Linked DNA regions of Homo sapiens: region 1 is linked to region 2. The links are chromatin loops, found by intact Hi-C in ENCODE. Cell type or tissue: PC-3. All regions are shown on one strand.

The links. Peaks named below come from ENCODE experiments on the same cell type or tissue, not always from the same donor. Only the 100,000 strongest peaks of a DNase experiment are listed, where the experiment ranks them.
Region 1: a loop joins it to region 2, with 7 times the contacts of the local background. A loop is called at or near these places in 2 of 110 quality-filtered maps.

Annotation. Positions count from the first base shown.
Region 1 is chr11:24,572,380-24,580,379 of GRCh38, reverse strand. The region is part of intron 1 of LUZP2 (leucine zipper protein 2); the gene reads right to left. Among named protein-coding and RNA genes, the nearest start is that of LUZP2, 79 kb to the right of the region's middle. In PC-3, no CTCF peak of the experiment used is centred here; a DNase peak (open chromatin) is centred at 4,739; H3K27ac peaks cover 1,892 bases.
Region 2 is chr11:24,508,667-24,516,666 of GRCh38, reverse strand. The region is part of intron 1 of LUZP2 (leucine zipper protein 2); the gene reads right to left. Among named protein-coding and RNA genes, the nearest start is that of LUZP2, 16 kb to the right of the region's middle. In PC-3, a CTCF peak has its summit at 7,379 (motif pointing left); a DNase peak (open chromatin) is centred at 4,926; H3K4me3 peaks cover 473 bases; H3K27ac peaks cover 1,491 bases.

The DNA.
Region 1 (8,000 bases), 64 kb before region 2:
GAACCTTTTCAGTATTGTAGGCAACTGATACACAGCTGTTTTATTTCTAATTGCCTGATCTACAACTTCTGAAACAATTAGAAAGGATTTAAACAATGATGTCCTTAAACAGCACCAGAATGTAATAAAATCTAAAGTTCCTTTTCAGTAAGTTAACTGGTCTCCCAGAACTGAATTAAAAAAAGACTTGCAGATGTGCGCCTAAACATCTGTGGATTACATTGTAACATCATTAAACATCAGGGAACTAGGGATATCTTAATCCTATTAAACAGAAAATAGCAACTAGAATATCCTGTACTACTTTTAAGAATCATAAAAAAACCTGGATATTTAAATAGTCTTTAACCAATTCATTTTACTAAATCTGTTAACTAATTCATTCACACTTATTTTATCCCTGTTTCATACTGATCACTAAGGTAAATTCCATGAACATAGTATAATTACCATAGTTCTTGCTTAGATGTATTTTGTAGCAAATATTTTCAGCAGTTTCTGGGATAAAGACAGTATCAGGTTAAAAGACTACTGCCTAGTATAAAATATGTCATCAGTTAGTATTGGACATGAAGAATTATAATGTATGATTTGATAATTTTTTAAGGTTTGCAATGTATATATCTTTGTATTCTGTGTAAATTACCAACTCATTTCCAGATGACACTTAACTACTGCTCAATATACCTAATCAATGTATTATATGAACCAATTGACTTTCAGACATGGATTAAGAACTACAATTCATATGATCATGATCACAGAATTATTTTATTTCTACTATACATCAGTAGTCAAGTAAATTGGTTTATAGAATAGGTATTTGTAGAGCAAAGAATCAAAAGTTGAAACCATAAGCAATTTGAGTAGTTACAACAATTTTGTCCTTTGCAATTGTGCAGAGGTGGGCTTCTATGCTCTATAAAAATAGAAGAATGGAAATCATCAGAAATAAAAATTGCTATAGTAGTATTTAACTTTATCCAAAACCTGAAGTCAACTGTCTCATATCTATAGTGTATATATCTCCTAGTCTTGAAGTTTCAAAATAGGTTCTATTTATAATAAATTGCAATTCACTCAAGAAAAATTAATAACTTTTTAAAACTAATTGTTTAAATTAATTGCAAATACATTGTGGGTTTTAGTTATAAAGGAAAATAAAAATCAAGTAAGAAATTAAAATATTCTATATGCTCTGTGTCAACACATTTATATGTATTTTCAAGATTTTTCTAATTCCTATTGATTTAATGAATATGCATCTTTTTCAAACTTATGTAATCAAACATTTAATATAGCATTAATAAAGCACTCTATGGTATTAATTATATTTAAGGTTTTAAATGGTGCTATATACCAAGAAAATGAAAATTTTTTCTATAAAGATTACAATTTCTGGATTAGAAATCAGACAAATCAAGTTTCTTTCTTTTTTAAATAATGTCAACTTTTATTTTAGATTCAGGGGTATATGTGCAGGTTTGTTACCTGGGTATATTGCATGATGCTGAGGTTTGAGGTGTGATTGATCCAGTCACCAAAGTACTGAGCATAGTACCCAATAGTTAGTTTTTAAAACTTTGTCCCCCTCCCTCCTTCTGCCTTCTAGTAGTCTATTGTTTCTGTCTCTATGTCAGTGAGTACCCGATATTTAGCTTCCACTTATAAGTGAGAACATACAGTATTTGGTTTTCTGTTTCTGCATTAATTTTTTTAGGATAAGGCCTCCAGCTGCATCCATGTTGCTGCAAAGGAAAACCTGGATGATTTTCTTTCTTTTTCATGGGTGTGTTTCTTTTCCATTTTTTTTTTTTTAATCCAGCCCACCATCACTGGGCACCTAGGGTGACTCCACATCTTTGCTATTGTGGATGATGCTGCAATAAACATATGCATGCATGTGGAATTAGACAAACCAAGTTTCAAATCCTACCTTTGCCTCTTAATGACTATGGATAAGATTTCTGGTTACCTGAATAATATACTTTCACATTTTTCTTTATCATAAAGTATTATGATACTGTTGCTAGTGGCAAATTATGAAAACAAAAAGTATATTATGAACCACATGAAATATTTCTGGACAGTAAGATGTAAAAGGAAGTTATTGCCTAGGATTTCTGAGAAAGCTTCTTAAAATTAAGAAGAAGCTCCTTAATTTTAAGAAGTTTCTTACTCCTCAAGAAATAAGTAATTTTAAAAAGCTTCCTAAAATTAAAAAGTAAGCTGAAAAAGCTTTTTAAAATTAAGGAGTAAAATAACAGTATTTATGTTTGAGTTTTTCCATTTTCTTTCTCCCAGTCTAGAAAGAAAACATTGTATGAAAGATTTTATTGTGAGCATAAAAACACATGCTGAGCGATGGCTGAGCTCTTAGAAACAAAGAAGTACAGAACGCTGATGGCATCATGAAGCCATCATCGTGGGCCTGAAATGACTTTCTCCGGACTTTTCATCATTTGAGCAAAATAAAACCCCATTTGTTAAAGCCATCAATTTTTAAGTTTCTTACTTGTAACTGCAATTTCTGATACGCTAACTGTATAATCACAGCATGACCATGAATTAAAATACCTCTGAATTTCAGTTCCATTATCTATAAAGTAGGTGTAATAGCAATCATTAGTTCATAAATCTGGGGTGGGGGTAAATTAGAATAAACATGTATATACATATAAGTAAATTACTTATTATAATGCCTGTCACAGAATTTACATTTATTTCTTCTTATGTGTTACTTAAAAGTGAGGGTCTTTTTTTTCTTTCTTTTTCCTCTTTTTATTTTACATCTGACAGAACAAAGTAAACATTCAGATACTTGATAATTTAATTCAAAGATAGCCTTAATCCTGTATTGTTGCATGTTTCTTCTATTTCTAACTCTAGTAATACAACTAATCATGAAATACAGAATTTACAAGGCATGTTATGCCTCTAGCATATTGGGAGTAACACAGAATGCATTTGCTTGAAAGGACTGTTTTTTCTAGAAATTGGTCTGATTCCGCAGCCTTGAAAAACCCCAAATTAACATATCTGTTCATTTTAAAATATATAAAATAATGTTTGCCTTTAAATAAGGTATACTACAGTTTTCATGAAGTCATAATTTTAAAAAAATATGAGTAATATAAGAATTCGTACTTACAAATGAATAACACTTTAATTTGTATAAAACTCTGAAAAAGAGCAGAAGTGTTATCATTTTAGGCACCAGCTGATTTTTTTTTCAGATAAACAATTAATTATACTATTCACCATAGTAAAATTGTTAATGATTTCAAGAGGCAAATTTAAGTAAAAATGACTTAAGCAAATAAATAGCAAAAGCATGGATGCTTAAATGTTCTGTGAAAAGATAAAGCATCTATTCATTGCTTATAGGGTGTTTTTCTTTAACCAGTCCCATCAATTTCTTCTGATTGAACATACGATTCTTTTAAAAAATTACTATATTTATTTCAATTATATTTATAAGTAGCCATGGAAGTTAAAAATAAGTTGATTGCAATACTCATATCTAATATGTCAAACAATTTCATATATATAACAAGTAATTTGGTGGTTAAGTGCATTTACCACTTTTTCCTTTGATATCAACTGTTCTACCCATTCCTCTATTTTTATATATACACTCTAAAAATTATCTACAATTCATTATAAAAGAAAATTACTATCCTTGGTCTGTTTGGACAACTACTTTTTAATTTTCACTTTGTCAATTACCTCCAAAAATAGAATGTTTGGCATTGGCAATTCGGCACTGTCTGTACGCGTGTTTTTTCTTTAACAAATCTTTAGAAAATCTCAAATTTGTTGATTACTCATTCCCTACCTCTCCTAACTATATAAGTTAACTTTTGTAATATCAAGTAAACCTTTTAGATTATAGAAAAAAATTGACCTGTGTCAAATATGGCTTGATAAGTTAGTATTTTTTCCTTTTTTTTTTTTTTTTTTTTTTGAGATGGAGTCTCGCCCTGTTGCCCAGGCTGGAGTGCAATGGCATGATCTCGGTTCACTGCAACCTTCACCTCCTGGGTTCAAGTGATTCTCCTGCCTCAGCCTCCTGAATAGCTGGGGTTACAGGCACATGCCATCATGCCTGGCTAATTTTTTTGTATCTTTAGTAGAGATGGGTTTTCACCATGTTGGCCAGGCTGCTCTCGAACTCCTGACCTCGTGATCCACCTGCCTCTGCATCCCAAAGTGCTGGGATTACAGGCATGAGCCACCATGCCAGGTGTCCATTTTTTAAATTAGAAAAATGTAATAGAGGAATTAAACCCCTTTTAGGTAAAGTATAGGAGTATAGGTTCCTTTACTTCATTCATTGATTCAATTTGTTACATACATATGTAACAAATAACATATATGACATTGTGCTAAAATAAAGATGAAGATTTTCAATTATTTGAATGCAGGCTATCTGTCCAAATGAACTTTAAATCTCCAACTTCTAGAGTATTACAGGGAAAGAGAAAAACATTACAGAGAAAAAAATGGAGGAAAATAGAAGGAAATAAAAAGGGATGCAGCATTGCAGAGAAGAGAGAAAGGCAAAAATGCTGGTAAGCAAAGATGTGGTTGTTGTATCGTGATTAGAAGCATGGAATATGGTTAAAAGAAACCTGATCTGGAATGCAGCCTCTCATATTAAAAAACTACGTGATGTTTTTATCTCAGTGTCTCATTTTCTCATGTGTATGAGTAATAACAGAATGTGCTTCATTGAAGACTTCAGGGATTAAATAGATTATCAAGCCAAAGTGCTTAAAATAGTGTTTGAAAAAGAAAAAAACACATAGCAATTGCTAATATTTGGCAGAATATATCACAGGAATCATGAATCATAGGAATCATGAATCATTCTAAATCTATGCTGATAGCATGAATAAATACATCAAGACCAAGCCAGTGAAATATGGCAATGATGTCACATTAAGTGAGCTTATTGTTATAAATGCCAGATAATTTCACCTAAAATATGCAGATCAAATAATGTTCTCTAACATGGGAAGCAACCAGGCAAATATAGGAAAAGAAACAATAACTGACCAAAGATATCAAGAAGGAAACACATAGAGTCTTCATGGACAATAAGAAAAGCAGAATTAGAAAGGACTAAGAAAACACCCTGAAAATTTACTCTTCCTTCTTTTCTTCTGTCCTTTTTCTTTCTTTCTTTTTAAATATAGCCATCCTTTAATAAAATCTTGTTTCCTATTTGGTCAACTGAATTTTAAAATGACTTGAAATTTGAAATGGTCGAAGCTTAAAAAGGTAAGAGAGAATAATGGAAAGAAAAGTTTATGAGGAAATGACAGAAATGTTTCAAGTTGTTTTACTTTGCAAAGAGTAATCTATAAGCAGTGACCAAGACAACCTCAACTCTCCCCTCAAATTGACTAAACATTACATCAGTTTCTTTCTGACTATATTCACTTAATCTCCCCTTAAGAGGATTACTTTACAAACTTGCAATTTTAAATTATTTCTCTTCCCTTTTAAGATATAAATTTTCTATCAGTATCTAGTCAATGTTACAACTCAGCAAAGTCTTTACCAAATAATTTGGAAGCCATCGTTTTGAAATGCAGTGATCAAGAAAGACAAAATCCCCAACTCCCAGTCTCTGTGAGAGGATAGGATAACTTTAACAAACACATATTATCCAACTACATTGACCAATCTCCCTGCTAACATTCTCCAGTACTTTTTCACTTACTCACCCCAGTGCTCAAGAAATGCCTGTCTTTTGTTTTAGAGGGAGTTCAGTTCAATCTCTCCTCTATTGTAGTAGTTTTAAATAAAGTCTCCCTTGCATGTTAAACTTGAACAGTGCAATTTTTCTTTGCATTATTAGCATTATTGATTTTCCTGGATAGCAAAGTGTTTGTTTAGTTTCTAAGTCACATACATACTCACACAAATATACTAACTAACACACAAATACATACACACCAGAGAGAGAGAGAGAGATGAAAGAAAGAAGAAAAGAAGGAAGGAAGGAGGGAGGGAGGGAGGAAAGGAAGGAAGCAAGGGAGGGAGGGAGGGAGGGAGGGAAAAGAAAAAGAAAGAAAGAAAGGAAAGAAAGAAAGAAAGAAAGAAAGCAAGAAAGAAAGAAAGAAAGAAAGAAAGAAAGAAAGAAAGAAAGAAAGAAAGGAAGGAAGAAAGAGAAAGAAAGAAAGAAAAGAAAGAAAGAAAGAAAATTGAAAGAAGGAAGAAGGAAGGAAAGAAAGAGAAAGGAAAGGAAGAAGGAAGGGATTAAACAAAGGAGGGAGGAAGGAAAGAAAGGAGAGAGAAGCGAAAGAGAGAAGGAAAGAAAAATAAAAGACCTCAAGCACAAATTAAAACACAGCATTAGGAGATATACCTAATGCTAAATGATGAGTTAATGGGTGCAGCACACCAACATGGCACATGTATACATATGTAACAAACCTGCATGTTGTGCACATGTACCCTAAAACTTAAAGTATAATAATAATAAAATTAAAAAAATAAAAAAAATAAAACAAGAATTCAGTTACATTTTTAAAAAAGATTCTCTTGTGTAATAAAAGACTGAAACAGGTAATCTGTGTGCTTTTTAAAGTTTCTAGGCCTGGTGAATATGTATCCTTGGGAATATTCATAAGGAAGCAAAAATTATTTTGTCTTAGATGGTTTATACCATGTGTCTTTTATTTTATGCTGAATTATTTAATGAAAATTCTCAACACTTTCAAATTCCTAATCCTAACAGAGCACGCTAATGGGGCACTGAGTATGTAAAGTACCAGAATTTAACTACTCTAAATATGGAGGAAACCTAGAATTCCTATTAGTATAATAATATGCAACTGCCAGATAATAATAATAGCTGCTGAGGACCCATTTGCAGTATTCTTTCTATAGTAAGTGCTTTAAATGCATTTTTTAAAAGGTAATCCTCATGAAAACTTTGGGAAGCCCTGATTATTATTGACATTTTAAAACTTTAAATAAAAGTTTAGAAATGGGCAAAGAGCTAGTAATTTGCAAAGCTGGAATGAAAATCCAGGTGACAGTGATGTACAAGCTCTGAGTTAATATACTGGCTTTGCAATCCTTGTAAGAACCACGAAGAAGCATACTTGAGACTCTTAGGTGCTGGAGGAGTGTGAAAGAATGAGCATTTACAAAATATGAGGTGTTGATTTGAATGCTCTTTTATTCCTACATACCAATGCTTGTTACTCTGGTATCTTCCTGCTTTAAATACCATGCTTGAAAAAACAATTTCTCTTTTATTTACAATAATTTCCTTCATTTATCTGTTTATTTTTTACCCACCTATCATGGTCTCATGCTGTTTTCTGCTTACATATCAGCTGGAAGTCAAATAAAGAATATTACAGCCTTTCATTTGGAATTAACTACTTATAAAAATTGTACGTGATATCTAAGCTTGAATTTCTCAAGATCAGTTGCATCTCTGGGACTGAATCGCTCAGAATCCAGAATGAAAAAACAGATTTTTCTTCTTTACTCAGAAAAATAAAATAAAATTTTCTGCACAGTACAAGTTTCAGAAAACAGAATATTTCGTCTTTAGATAAAGTAAAATTATTGTGCGGATGAGCAATTAGACCTTTTTAAGAACTACCCAGTCTAAATTACGAATGATTAGGCACTGAGGATATTATAATCCAAAATCCCTGATGCAGAGAGACATCAAGCTGTCTCACAGTCTCCAGGCTTCACCCCTCAGTTTTGTTTCCAGCTTTTGTATGCCACTATCCTTGCACAGAGTAGTTTTACATATGTGGTGATAAACTGTGAAAAGAAAATTGGCTGTCCATGGTTTGTGCATTGTCACATTAGAAATAGAATTCTCCCTTTCCATTCTACTTTGAGTAGTACTATATTTACACAAAGAATAATGAACTCCATAATTAGACATGGCAAAAACAAACTCTAATGAGTCTTTGGAGTAAAATGTCTTCTGTGTTCAAAAAAAAAGTATATAAACT
Region 2 (8,000 bases):
CTTCTCTCTTACCTTTCTCACAGAAAAACTTCATGCTGTCATATTGTCTTAAGATGGAATGTTAAATATACACTTTTAAATTGTAAAGAAAACCAGCCACACAAAAAAGAAAACAAACTTTAACCAATTAAAATGTTGTTACTCATAAATCAGCCTTGTGTAGAAAATGTTGTAATCCTGTTATATGTCTTTGTTTTCTTCCTATGTAAGCACAACTTTAACTTTTAGCTTTGGAGCACTTATCCCATTTCTCTGGAGTCCCTGTAACCTGGGTGGCTATTCCCAGATTTTTACTTGAATAAACTCATTAAAACTGGATTCTGATTATTTCAATTATTTCAGATTGACAAGTGGTCATAGAATTTCATATTCATATAAGACCTATCCAAATTCCATACAAATAATTTTAGGTTTTACATTCATTTCCACAAATTAACAGGAAAGAAAAGTAACATATATTAATCAAGTGTAAGTGTCAGGTCTTTAAAATCTGTTAATCTGTTAATCTTCAAAACAGGTCTTCGAGATTGATTATTTTCCCAATTTAACTGAAAAAAAAAATCTACTATAAGAAATTTTCAACAGCCCATCCAAAATCACATAACTAGTCATGTGGAAGACGGGGATTCAAATCCAGGTGGATCAGCCTCTGTCTCAGGTCAGTTTTCACAGAAGCAGAGCATAATCAGGGCCTCCTTTGGAAAGCTGATTTATCAGGGATAAATGAGAACTTTCATAAGAAAGAAAAAAAACATGACAGGACAAAAAATTCAGCAAGGAAGTGGTCCCAGCAGAATAGCTTTACCCAGTCCCTAGGGGAGCTCTGGAGCACAGGTTGTACCACAGAGGTAAACCCACCCTGATGCACAGAGCCTGCTGTTTTTACATACATATTAGTCAGTGCTTGTTCACTACTGGAGAGCCTATGATTAGTTCTGTCATTATTATTATTTTATTTTAGCACCTTTCACATTGCTATTCTCTTCCTGGAATTTGTTTTCCCAAGCAAAAATTTTTGGCTAAAAAGTTCCGTCTACGTTTTGAAACCCATAGGAAAGTCATTACTTCTGTGACACCTTACACAGCTATTCCCAGAGCTGGGAAACTTTACTCTTTGCACTTTTTGTCTCCCTCTCCTTCTATGAAGGATGTATTTTCTTTAATGCATCTGGGCTCCCAAGCACTTAACATTATTTCCTGGCATATTCCCTGATAGATATCAAGTTCTTTGTGAATATTAATTGAATTAATTTATATATCCTTAATTGCTATAAACCAACCAATTGCCAAGTTATCCCTCTTGCTGGTTGTAAAAAGTGTCATTTACAGATGGGGTCTTTCAGCTCAGTAGACTAAACTTCTGTAGGAAGAGAGTAAGTTACAGAGGATGTGTAGTATTCCTAGAATACCACTTCTCTCCTCTTACCTCACACATGCTAGGCACAGTATACGGTTTTATAATCTGCCTCAGGAAAAAATAAAAATAACATTCTAGATGATTGTGTAACTCCTACATCAGAGGACTTAGTTAATTTCCAAGAAGTTATTATGAACTTTCCGGTTCTAAACTCTGCCCTGAAATCGGGGAAATGGTAAATAATAGACCTTCTAGCGTCCTTCACTTGCAAGCATTAAGAGCTCAAATCAGCAGAGGTTTCAATGACAACGATTGTTCACCACACCCTTTGGTCTTACTAACAATAATTCATTTACTCTCCTCTTTAGGACCTCTGACCTAAAGTCATGTAAAAAGTCTCCTACCCTAAAGAGCTTGATCCTGAACCAACCAGCAGTTTTGTGAATTTAGCTTTCCTTGAGCCAGGCCGCTTTTACAGAACAGCCCTCACCTCAAGGACTAAGTCTTACTATATTTCTTTCTTCAACACCAGTGGGGAGAATTCTTTTAACAATTGCCCTGATAAATAGATTCATGTAATCTTATTGCTGTGTTGTCATAACCTTCTTTTCTCACACTTGGGAATATCAAAAGAAAAAAAACTAATAAATTAAGAAAATTATGTTAACAAAGTTTATTTACATAAACAAAGAACATCCATTCAGTTGGTTCTGTATGACGATGGTACCCTGCAATTCCCCACAAAGTGAAATTTATAATCATTCCATTGACAAGTGGGCTTGATAGAAGGAGAGGCACGATCTTATTATGTGTTTTCCCTTAATACTACAATATACCTTCCTCATTCTGTGCTGTAATGCCTCAGGGCTGCTCTCCTTCTCAGCTGCTCTGAGATGTGGATACAGTTTATTTGTTCAGGATCACTGAATTGTAAAGCAAATTACTTATTCTGAAACCATTCTTATGCTAGAATGCTCTCAGTTTCACCATGGATGAGGAACCAAAGACTGATCATCACCATCTATTTCTTTCTCTCTTTTTCTCTGCCACTTTGTCTTGAAATTTTTAATTGCCAGAAAAGAAAACACACACACACACAACCAACTAGTTACTCTCTGCATTCAGTGGAGGATTTCTCTCCCACCAATCAAGACTCCTCTTCCACAGCCCCTTGCTGAATGCCAGGGATATGCCACATGCTTCTGTTTATGGGCACTGTTTAGGGGTACCACTCATCTTTAAGACATTTTATTTTCCAGAGGTCTGCTTGTATCCCCAGCCAGATCAGCTTCTTATTATAGAACATAGCCAGGGAATCCTAACTATGCTTGCAGAATGCACTACACTTGGACACTTCAAAACATTAAATCCGTTCCATGCTTACGTGGTCCTCCAATTAGCATTCTGTTTGGCAACTCTTATTTTCCCAGCCTGTCAACTTTTCATCACTTCTTTGAGATAAACACTGTCTACATTCAGACTCTGAAAGGTCAAAGAGAGACAAAAGGTGGTGATCTTCCAGAAGAGTAAGGTATTCATTTCTACCAGCATTTAGTGATTGTTTGGTATTAATGGAATTCATTGACTGATTTTCCATGGCACACCCCAGGCTTTAGAATCAGAGTATAGTGCCCAAAGCATGGCCCTGCAACTTACTGTAGCTATAAGTAATGACAGTCAGAAAGTAGACACAGGAAAAACCATATGAGTCACGTATTATATAGATCCTAAGAATATTCAAAAAGAATATTTACCCTTCTAATTATTTAAGGAGACAGTCAAAACAGCAACACAATTTTAAAGTGGCTATTGATATTTTAATGTTTTCATAATATCTGAAAATAGTTTAAGACATAGTCATTATCCCAGGATAAAGCTCATCTATATCGTTCTCTTGATGCTGATTGTAAAAATGAAATAAAACCTTACCAACGACTGCTAAAGGATGAAGGCTAACCATCATATGACTCTGTAGCTTTTCTTTCAAATATAGATGTTTTTAGCTAAGATATGATCAAGTCTTTTGTGAATCCAAAAACAGGCAAGGGGGACTTAATTTTTAGCTATTTTGCATGTCAGCAAATACAATTTTAATTATTTTATTTTTAGGAGAAATTTGTGATATTAGCTTGTTTCCATGTTTTGAAAGAAAACATGATTTGAAAACATCAATACCATCTATTTTCTTAAAATAATAGTAATTAAAAAACAGAGACTGAAAGGAAAACTATGTCATATAGAAAAAAATCATTTGCTGGGCGCGGTGGCTCACGCCTGTGATCCCAACACTTTGGGAGGCCGAGGCGGGTGGATCACCTGAGGTCAGGAGTTCAAGACCAGCCTGGGCAACGTGGTGAAACCCAGTCTCTAATAAAAGTACAACAGCAACAAAATTAGCTGGGCGTGGCAGCATGTGCCTGCAGTCCCAGCTACTCGGGGGGCTGAGGCAGGAGAATTGCTTGTACCCAGGAGGCGGAGGTTGCAGTGAGCTGAGATCGTGCCACTGCACTCCAGCCTGGGCAACAGAGTGAGACTCCATCTCCAAAAAAAAAAAAACAAAGAAAAAAATAACCATTAAATTCAGGAATTAAAAGACCTATTTCAACAAGCCAAGCTATATTTAGTATACAAAAAGTAACGTTGAACTTCGTATTAAGTGTTAGAGATCAAACAACAATGTAAAATCATTCCTTTAACATTGAAATTTGTGTTAAGAATGATTTAGATATTTGAAATAAAAAGTACCATAATTATTCATTTGTCATTTTTCTGAAAAACTTTACATACTTAGGTAACTTCATGATTATGATGAAGTTCTCTCAATTTTTATGAAAGACTGATGCTGCTTCAGCAATAAAATATGTAACGTATTATTATATTTGCTTTTTTCCCACGTCTTACTTGTACTATTAAATATTTGTATCACTTTGATAAGTTATTTGGCATCTATGAGCCTCAATTTATAAAAAAATGAAGGTTTGGAGTAGATATTAAAGACTCACTGAGATCTGAAATGTTAGAATTCTAAGATGGTTCTTAAGGTTTATACTACCAATATTCTACCACCACCGCTATTTGTTTTTTCAGCCTGTGACAACCACCACATTCCACATTCTTCAGCACCTTCACCTTTTCCTTTGCTTCCAGCACCATCTTGGTTTCACTTCTTCCCCTGTTCAGCCCAATATACATCATCTATTAATCACTCTGTTATCATAATCATGGCATCCCTCTCCCAGTTGGACAAAAGTATACAGAGAAACTCCTTCAACTTTCTTTATTCACTCTCCCCCTGACAGATACTTTCTTCTAAGGAAGAGAATTTTGGAAAATGCTAGTCTCTGATAATATAAGATCCAAACATAAATATATGTGGATACTAGTGCATATTATCACAGTGTAATTCTGAGGTTAGCCTAAATAAGAGACACTTCGCTAAGACTTAGCATAATTCACTTAAATTTTTAAAAATCATCTATATCACGTTATTTAAGTGTTCTCTTTCCACTCATCGGAAAAAGTTCAAGAAAGAACAACAAAGCAAAAGGTATGAATTAGTCATTTAGTAAATATTTAAGCACATAGTTAAGTACTTCATATGTCTAAACCACAATATAAATCATAAAATACATATGAACTTTGCCTTTAAAGTAGTCACCTCAGATAGCACGCCCTAAGTTCAACGTTTAACCATTTACTGATATTATTTTATCATTGGTAAATATCTAGTCACATAAAGATTATTACTTATGAATACTCCTATTTTAGTGCTATTCCCTAGTTCTGTCCCTATCTGTCCCTATCTCCTAGCAAATATCCAACTGATGTAAACTTTTACCATCCCTGTAAGCTGAAATAGTGATTCTAATCCAAAATCTTGCCATTGTATTTTTTTTTATTTTTTAATTAATTAAAAAAATTGTAGCGACAGACACCAGCTTTCACATCACCATAAATTGTCATGTATAACAAAATGATATTTCTTGTCACCAACATCAGAAAGGACTTTGAAGGAAACCTGCTACACATCATTTCACGTAAGTTGTGGTTTCCAAAAATCTGTGAATGGCATTAAATAAGGGCTTACTATACACAAAAAAGACAACTTCCTTTGGAGCAACTGAATCAACTTACATAGCAGAGAATTACATAAACAGTCAGAAGGGAAGGCACAGACAGTATGACAGAGCTTCCAATATATTCTTACCTGAATATATGGCAGAGGTAAGAAGGCTACAAGTCCCAGGCTCCATTTTATATGGGACCAGCTACTCTACTAAGACTAGCAAATGGGGAGTATTCATAAAAGGAAAGCAGTGTGTCCTTCCTCCATGCTGCTATTTAGAAGGATGATTTGAACTCTCGTGGCCACCTTGGATCACGAGGGCAAAGACCTCAACAGAGCAACAAGCTGGAAGGAGCTGGGGTCATTACTGACATGGCTAACTTACCCACTTGGCACAGCAGCACAGAGTCAATGGCCAATGGTCCACAATACTTTCTTGGCCCACAAATATTTTAAATTTCTTTTAAAATTAGAATTTTTAAAAATGAATTTTTAGCTTGAAGTAGATAATATTAATATTTTATTCTTTATATGAACATAGTCACAAAACAATATGTTATATAATATAAATGTGGTATACGTATATATATTTAACAGAGTAAGGGTTGATGAAGTTTAAAGTAACTGAAGCCCATGAAAGTTAGAATGCAGCTGTTTGCCCACTTGCTGGCCATGGAGAACCAGCCAGCCCTGGATTTCCTACCTGTTACATAACTTATGTGTGAGAGAACTAAATTTATATCTTGTTTAAGGCATTGTAATTTGGGATTTTCTGACGCATTCCAAAAAACCTGAATCTCAACTGATTAAGGTGGCAAGGGTTGCAGGCAGGTACTTACAGGAACTTATGAAATGTACCCAAGACAATATAGAACCAAAGCCAATATGGCAAAACATGCCAAACATTGCATAGGCACCATCTTCTTTAGTCCTGCCAGGCTGGTACCTGTGGCTTCATCTTCCAAATATAAAAATGGGTAGCATCACAATTTAAATCCTCAGTACACTCTGCTCTTTCGTTTTCTTTCTTTAAGACATAAGAGCTAGCCATTGGGTAACTCTGCCTCCTTTGCACCCCAACTTTCAAGGTTCCAAAGCAACTTTGGTGTTGTGAATGGGGAATTCAGAGCGCTGGGTTTAAGCTACCTGGCTGCCATTACTAAAATTCTCTCCATCTATAAAATGAGGTTATTATGAATTGCTACATAAGATGTTGTGAGGAGTTATGAGCATGTATAACAATTAAAATTAAAACACTATAAAAATGCCAGGTATTATGTCTCCCTCACACATTGCCCACTACCTGTCAAAGCTGTCTTTGAGAATTCACTTAATGTTATGTCACTCAAGTAAAAGAATATATAGGGGAAATGTATACATTATTAAATTTGCAAGTCTATGCTCCTTCGAGAGAAAGGTAGACATAGAGGAAACACTGTAGTGATTACTGGAATCAAGCTAATGATAGTGTGTTACCAAATAAGCCTACTTTCAAGGATAAGTATTCAGAAAAATGCAAGGTATCTATGAGTAATATATTTAAAATAGTTATTAAAATATGCATATAATATATACTACGGAATATATTTATATATTCTGTGTATATAACATATAATATGTTATATATAACCATATTTTTAAGGATAAGTATTCAGAAAAGTGAAAGATGTCTATGAGTAATATATTTATTAAAATATGCATATAATATATACTACATAATACATATACACATTATATATTACATATATAATCTATATACTACATGATATATACTATACCATATATAATATATACCATATGTATACTATATATATCATCTAGTACATATTATATACTTTTTTTAGATACAAATTTCGAGGCAAGTGTATCAGTCTATGAATGAGTTAATTCTAGAACAGTTATGACTGTACTATACTTCACAGTGCCATCTTCTGATTACCAGTGGAAGAACAGTTCCAGCCAAACGACTTTCTAAGAAAAATCTGGCTGTTATTATCATATGGTAAGGCTCTCAAGACAGACCAAATGTGAATGTTGAGTTTGTTGCTTTTCACATCTCTAAAACCAAAGGTGACCCTATTTCCTACATGGAAAGTCTTGAGGTTCAGCATGCAAACAGCGGGCAAGAACCTACTGTGCACTGAACCCTCACTCATCGCACATGTCGCGTGTGTATGACACAAGTTCTTTGTCCCATCATTCTACATGTAGTCCCAACAGCTCCTTAGTTTCTGAGTTACTTCCCAAATATCTAGCCATCAAAAATTTTATTGCTAACTTTTATTGTCTCAGGATCCTGACCTTGAATTAGAATCCTGAGTCTTATGTCTATTAAATCATGGGCTCAAGTCTCATCTCTACCCCTTTTTAATTTTGTGACCTTAGATATGTCAACTTCTGTAATCCTTAATGCCTCATTTTGTAAAGCAAGCACTTCATAAGGCACTGAAAAGCATTAAATAAAGTAACCTTAGACAAATTTGTAGTACTGTTCTTACACATAGAAAACAAGCAGTAACCTTTAGCTACTGTTATAAATTATTTTTAAAAATTAAATTATGAGTCTGAGGAACTGAG